Linked DNA regions of Mus musculus: region 2 is linked to region 1. A link is a contact called in ENCODE Hi-C data. All regions are on one chromosome and are shown on one strand. Each heading gives the region's core, a stretch centred on a gene start or an enhancer-like site at or near the end of the contact. The rest is flanking DNA. Distances are from core to core; before and after follow the strand shown.

Region 1 (3,589 bases), core at 517-3,016:
GACAAATACTTCTGAAACCTGTTCTTGGGAGCAGGTGGCATGTGACTACTTGTGGATCCTCAGCCACTCCATCAGGATAGAATCCAGCCTCATCTGCCTACATCATTCTCCAAAAACTATACCCCAATTGAGGAGCCCTCCAAGACCTCAGAAGAATGTGAGCAAGCATCTTAGAGTGAATACTAAGTACTTCTCTGTTATACAAGCCATTTCTCAAGAAGCATAAGGGATAACTTATGAACATATGTGCAACACATATGGAAATAAAGTCATTATTACTGGCCATGTACTTAGCTTAGCAAATAGACGTTTCATAAAAACGATACAAAGGTCTCTAAAAAGAACAGTGCCTACTGTCATTCTGGGGACTTATTCCTCTAACGAAATCCAAGCTCATTACACACAGGACCTCAGGTACGGTTGCCACCTGTGCTATGGGGATTGCATGGGAAGGTCACAAGCACCAAAACTGGTCAGGTCACTTGACTTTCCCGCAAACCAAATGTCTAAGTTCAGAGTAAAACTTAAGTTAGTTCCCCCCCCCCCCAACCTGGTCTGTCCTCAGAATATAACAATTTGTGCTTAGCATATAAAAGACCCTGAATAAATACTTTCCAGTTTTATGAACGCTAACTCAAGGTCAAGAGATTTCCTCACGCCTATAACACTCTGCGCTACTGGTGGTGTTTAGGGAAGGTTCTTCAGCTAACTTCCTGATCTCCCAGTGCCACATACTCTGCGGGACCAGGAGGCAAAGTCCTCCCCACACCCGACCCGACCCAGCCTTAAGGGCTGCACAGGCATCGCCCCAGGGACACTTTCTACTTGGAAAGTCTTTTAGAGGTCATCGTCTCTCCCCAGCTGTCAAGGGCTCTGAAAACCCCAAGGTCACTTCTACCAGACCTTCGGGGTCTGCGCGTAGCTCAAGACACAACTCAAGCCCAACCAAGTTGGTTTGGCCGGTACATTGGCATCCCCCACAGCGGCCACGTGCGTTTAACCGGAGCCACAAAGACTCCAGGCCGCGCGGGCCAGTGAAAAGCAGGCAGGACCCTTTAAGTCTGAGCTCTCCATCCCCGAGGGCTGTTGCAATCTCGAGCGAATGCAACAATCCGGGAGCACAAGCCCGCACCCCAACCGTGGCTCGGGGCTCACCGGGTGCGCAGTGCCTGCCACGCGGCGTCGATGTCAGCGTAGAGATTCTTTTCGGAGGGCTTGCCGGAGCTCACACCATAGCCCGAGTAGTCGTAAGAGAAGATGTTGCAGTTGATGCGCGAGCCCAGGCCGATGTAGAAGCTACACATCTGGCCCAAGTCCACGGCGTTGCCGTGCGAGAAGAGCAGCGTGTAGCGGCTGGAGGGCGCGCAGCGCACGAACATGCAGCCCAGCCGGTTGTCGCGGGCCGTGCGCGAGAAGAAGACCTCGACGGCGTCCAGTTCGCGCTGCGAGTACTGCCAGTCGGCGCGCTCGCTCAGGTGCAGGCTGCACGCGCCGGGGCCCGCACCCTCCTCGGCCGGAGCGGGCTGCGCCGCCGGGGCGGGCGCGGGGGTCGCCGCGGGAGCGGGCGCGCGCTGCTCGGGCGCCAGCACCGTGTAGGTGGGTTCGGGCGGCAGGAAGGCCAGCTTGGCGGCGATGCGGCTCGGACAAGGAGGGCAGCAGAAGAGCCAGCACAGCTCGCCGAGCGAGAAGCCGTTCATCCTGGGGCCGGGCTCGGGCATCGGGGCGGCCTGGCGCCCGCCGCGGGCGGGAGGGAAGCGCAGGGAGCGCAGAGGGAGAGCGCCGAGAACTGGAGGCCGGCCGAGAAGGCGGAGAGGCCAGGGGCGGGGCCAGGCGGGCGCGGCGCGGCGAGCGGGGCGGGTCAGCGGCAGCCCCGCAGCCCCGGCGAGGTGCGGACGGCCGGGGCTCGCGCGCGGCACACAAAGCCCGCGGCGGCGGCGGCCATGGCCCGCTCCAGCGCGCCGCCCCGCCCCCGCACGCTACTGCCACTTCCGGGTTACCGCGCCGCGCGCCCCCACAGGCGGGCGGGGCTACCCATCGGAACGGACGCCCCAGTCTGAAGCAGGACTCCCCGGGCTGGGCGGGGCTCCCGCCTCTTGGGCGGGAGTTAGCGCATCTGGGCGGGGCTACTCGTTAGAACAAACTCCCCGGTCCGAAGCGAGGCTCTGGAGTCTGGGGCGGGGCTTAGCGCGATTGGGGCGGGGGTCTGAAGAGATTAGAGCGGTTGGGACAATCCTGGATTGAAAAGGTAGGTGTGCAGATACTTTAGGATTCAGTTCTCCAAAACCAGCTTTCTGTCCTGGTGGAGTTATTGGGAATTTATGTAAAAGATAATTATTGAGAAAGAGAATTGAGTACATTAAAAATGCCTTGCTTTCCTCTAATCAATGCTATTTTTTTCTCTTTTGGTTGTTTGAGACAGTTTAGCCTACACTGGTTTAGAACTCACATGCTTCTAGCCTCTACCACCACTTGCTGAGATTCAAGACTTCTTGAACAGCCACTACCATAAATGCTCTGGTCCATCTCGTACGTGTTCCCGTGTTGCAGGCGGCTGTTGGGTATGTACAGCTACGCAGGTCTTTCTGTAATAACAATTACAGCAGAGCCTGTTGGTTTTACAACAAATGGTGTCAACACGGTCCTCTCTCACCCCCATCCCTTACATCATCCCCTGTGGTGCCAACTGGATACTCCATATCTGTCCTTTTTGATGTTAGTTTCTCTAGAACTGTTTTGGCGCCAGACTTTTTAATCATGAAAGACATGTTACAACGATTTTAATCCACTATTGTCTTGGCTATAGGCTTTAAGTGATTTTCCAAATATAACTCTCAGGGCTTCTGAAACCGTGTGAACCCTGGTGTCCGGTTGGCAGAGCCTCTCCTCTGGACTTTGGCACCAGGCTTTCCTTTCAGGGGTAGGAGGTCATTTTAGGCTACCTGCAATGAATACAACCAGAGCCCCAGTGGGCAGTCACCATTCCAGACCTCATAAATGTCCCAAGAAGGATTACAACATTTTTTAAACAAAAAGAATTTTGAGCATCCTAATATAAATTGATTTACCAGTACCACTTTAAGTAGTAACCTTGTGGACTGAGTTTTCAAAGGCCGTATCTTCACTGAATCCCCAAAAGCCTGCCCACAACGCCTCTCCAAGTCTGTTTTAAAGTTAGATGGGCAAAGCTGCTCTTCCCTAGCCAGGCTTTAGTGACTGACCCCAAGTTTTTCCCAAAGACTCTGGGAGTTGTTTCATGTTAATATTTTGCCTGCTTGTTTCCCGTATTAAGTCAACGTGTGTCGTGTTTTTCAAGCAATACCTACTGGGTCAGTCGCCAGAACTGCAAAAGATAGGACCATCTCTGCCATAGTCAGTCAAGACACTCTAAGAAGACCGAAAACAGTTTTGCATGTGAATTAAACAAGCCACCAACTCAAAAATGGTGGCGGGGATCAGAAGTTCAAGGTCATTCCCAACTTTATAGTGAGCTGATGCCAAACTGGGCAATGAGACCATGTCTCAATTAAATAAGCAAACAATCAAATCAGCTATTTGTGAACATTTAAATATTATTATTATTATTATTACA
Region 2 (3,480 bases), core at 621-3,120, 540 kb after region 1:
CCACAGCCGGTTTGAAGGGATTCGGTGTAGAGATTAACAGAAATCTTAGTTCCTCATGCAAACATAGCAACTAGGAACCAGTCACAAGAACAGTGAGTCTTCCTGATTAAAGGAAGGAAGCAGAATCGTAACGTTTTCATCTCTATTTTATTACTGATTGCCTACAACTTTCTACCACGATCTACAGTATTTACTTTTCGACAGGCAACTTGGGCAACAACAGCTGCAAGAAGAAAAGTTCCCAGAGTACACTTGTTAGAAGCAAAACAAGAAACACCATCGAAACACTGGGGTGAAGGGAGGAACACAGCATTAAGAAACAATGAAATGGATGAACCACAACCATACACTATCTGTCCAAAGTTCAAAGGGCAAGGAACCTAAAGTGACACTGTTTGAAGAGATTAGTGTGTGACAAAACTAATTTTTAAAAGGCTAGAGAATGAGCAAATCCACCGAGTCTAGAATGTTTATTTACCTCAGTAAGAAACAGTAAACTGGGTTAGGCCAGATAAGAAACTCGTGAACACATACAAGTTTGAGTAATGTTCTAGTTCTGGCTCTGGAGTGAGGAGTCTGAAAGTTTATGTTTTCTCTCTTTATAGTACATTGTGTTGTGTATTCTCCCAGGACTGACCATTACTTTAAAAACTTTGTGATATAACTCATATTGTGAGTTTTGACATTAACACAGGAAAGTATGGCTGCAGTCAAAACAGCAATCAAGCCTGAAATTTTCCTATCTGTGCCTATTACCCCTCTTACATGTTTGTCTCCCCGCCCCACCCCACCCCCACCCCGAGACAGGGTTTCTCTGTGTAGCCCTGGCTGTCCTGGAACTCACTGTGTAGAACAGGCTGGAATCCGCCTGCCTCTGCCTCCCAAGTGCTGGGATTAAAGGCGTGCGCCACCACGCCCGGCTTACGTGTTTTTTAAATGTTAAAAAAAAAAAAAAAAAAAGGAAAAAGGAAAAATTAAGACAATGTCTTTTCTCCATTTAAATGTTCATGGTTTACCAAAAAATTGTCCCCGCAGGCCTGGAAATAATACATAAAACAGCAATTGCCATAAAATACTTCATAAATAATCTCAAAAGCCTACGTGGCATTTTAATTAGGAAAAGGATAAATTTCGAATATAGTTTGAAAGTGACGTTTAATTTCGGTTTTCGGAACCACTAGGTGCTGACTACCAAGCTAGTTAGCATGCACGGCTTGGAGGTGACCCCAAGGCCCCAGTTCCCACAAACGCCTGACAATTCTGGATGATGATGGCAAATCACTGAGTTCTGATAGAGTTAGATTGACTTCAGACGCCACACTCCGTGTAGCTTGTTTACGCATCCAACAGTGAGAAACTTGAAAACGCTCTCAGAGGAGCAGAGAGCTTGGAATCCCGGAGACTCCCTCTGAGCCTTCTCTAGCCTCAGCCTACCAAAGGGACGTGAGGACGCTGCCCGGCGTGCGGCAGCTGCTCCGGACTGGCCCCAGGCGCGCCCACCCCGACCCCGAGCTCAGCGCGCGCCCGGGGAGCCCGGGACCGCGCCCCACCGGGACCGCGCCCTCCGCTCGCCACTGCGAGGCCACCTGCTGCGCCGCCCGCCGCTTCCGGCTCCCAGGCCGCCCGGAGGCTGCGCCCACCGCTGCCCGCACTCCTCACCTGGCGGCGGCCCTCTCCGCCGGACGCGCTGCCGCCGCCGCCTCTCGCCGCCGCTGAGAGTGAGGACAGGTGAGGCCGCCAAACCCCCACTCGCTCCCGGCCCGCCGCCGCCGGCCCTCCGTCCGCTGTTTATTAAACTTTTCTGTTTGGCTGCTCGGCCTGTGACGCGGCCTCAAGGGAGCGCCCGCGATTGGCTCTCAACGCGCGCTGACGCGGCAGTCCCAGCCCGCTGCCTAATTATGACCGGCCCGGGCGGGGCCGCGGGCCGGAGGCGGCGTGGGGGCGGGGCCGGATCTCGGAGAGTGCTATTATTGGTCAAGGCATTTGAGGGGCGTGGCACAGAGGCGCTGCTTTTCTCTCGGCCACGCCCCTGCCTCGGCCAGGTCAGCGGGCTAGGTTAGCTTTTTGATGTTGCCTCAGGAGCAAGAGGGCTCTGGTGCAGACTTGGGGGACGGCGAGGGGATGGGGTGTCTGATGACGTAGCTCCGGGCTCTGCATCCTCCCAGGGATAGACTACCCTTGTCTAGAGCTGGTGTTCCACCTGCGTAGTTTGAGAGACGACATAGATTGAGATTCTGTTGCCCAGGCCCCTAGAAGACCAGGAGGGCCAGCCCAAAGTGCCAGGTCTGAACTCTGCCCTGTCCTGAACCACGATTTACAGAGAGCGAGACCTGAGGCGTGTGTGCTCGCTTGTGTAATACACACCTACACGCCTGGACTCGGGAAGCCCCCTGGACCTTCTCGCGGAAGCGGTAGATTCTAGTCCAGCAGCCCTGCACAGGTTGTGCGGGAGAAGTGGGGGACAGCTCTCCTGAGATTTCCCCAGCCCAAACAGGATTGCCTAGAGTCCTGTCTTTATTTGAAATTATGTTATTTTGTTAGTCTTGGGGTTGTGCCTTTTGGTGTTTTACAATGTTTATCTTTGTCACTGTGCTCTCTTTACCTATTTCCCTGAAATTTCTGCCCTATTTTTACAGTAATAGGGGCTCATGGTCACAAGGTTGAGATACGGCTAACCATGTGTGGTTTGGGCTGCTTTCTGTAATCCTGTAGAATAAGGAGGAGACAGAATAGAGGACATGGTGGAGGTCAGGTAGAATTCTTTGAAGAAAAGGTGGCATTTGAAAAATTCTTATGACTTCATGGAAAACGAAAGGAAGTGTTCCTGAAGAGGGCTTGGGAGAAACACACAATGCTCTTGTGAGGTGACAGACAAGTTTCTGGGGCAGGATATTCTAAAATAAATCACCAAAGCTAAGCCTGGCCAGCCACCGTGGCCCAGGCCTTTATACTTTCAGCATGGAGAGGCAAAGAAAAATATACCTCTGTGAGTACTAGGTCAGCCTGGTGGATATAGCAAGTTCCAGGGTGACCAGAGCTAAGTAGTGAAACCCAGGGCCAAATAAAATAAAGCTAAGCCTGCTGTTCGAAACCAGAGCAGAACAGAAGGTCCCTACCCAGGGCCTAAGGGTGTTTTTGAGGCACATTCAACCCATTCAAAATTTATATTTAAGGTTGGAGTAATGATTCAGCAGTTAAGAGCACTTACTGCTCTTGTAGTGGTCTTAGGTTGGGTTCCCAGCATCTGCGTGGTGGCTCACAACTGTCAAAACACTCATACACTTGAAAATAAATCTTTAAAGCCAGGTGTGGAGACTCACACCTTTAAACTCAATACTAGGGAGGCAGAGGCAGGTTGATCTCTGTGAGTTCAAGGCCCATCTGATCTACATAGTGAGTTTCCAGACAGGCAAGGCTATGTACAAAACCAAAACCAAAACAACAACAACAACAACAACAACAACACACACACACACACAC

Evidence for each region. Hi-C counts contacts between places; a loop is a spot of excess contacts on that map.
Region 2: a loop to region 1 is called in a map of T-helper 1 cell, with 4 times the contacts of the local background. The contact joins the promoter of Zfand6 here to the promoter of Abhd17c in region 1. A Hi-C loop is called at or near these places in 2 of 37 maps with a recorded cell type or tissue (T-helper 1 cell and T-helper 2 cell).

What each region holds. Positions count from the first base shown.
Region 1 is chr7:84,150,127-84,153,715 of GRCm38, forward strand. Abhd17c (abhydrolase domain containing 17C) reads right to left here and starts at 1,767. Exons shown (of 3, transcript NM_133722.2): 1 at 1,156-1,767. The coding sequence starts at 1,718. LOC117997403 (a long non-coding RNA gene) reads left to right here and starts at 2,014. Exons shown (of 3, transcript NR_169136.1): 1 at 2,014-2,245; 2 at 2,420-2,558. It overlaps Gm39044 (a long non-coding RNA gene), which reads right to left. Exons shown (of 3, transcript XR_869770.2): 3 at 3,560-3,589.
Region 2 is chr7:84,688,087-84,691,566 of GRCm38, forward strand. It overlaps Zfand6 (zinc finger, AN1-type domain 6), which reads right to left and starts at 1,871. Exons shown (of 7, transcript NM_001360578.1): 1 at 1,660-1,871. 2610206C17Rik (RIKEN cDNA 2610206C17 gene) reads left to right here and starts at 1,554. Exons shown (of 5, transcript NR_038175.1): 1 at 1,554-1,728.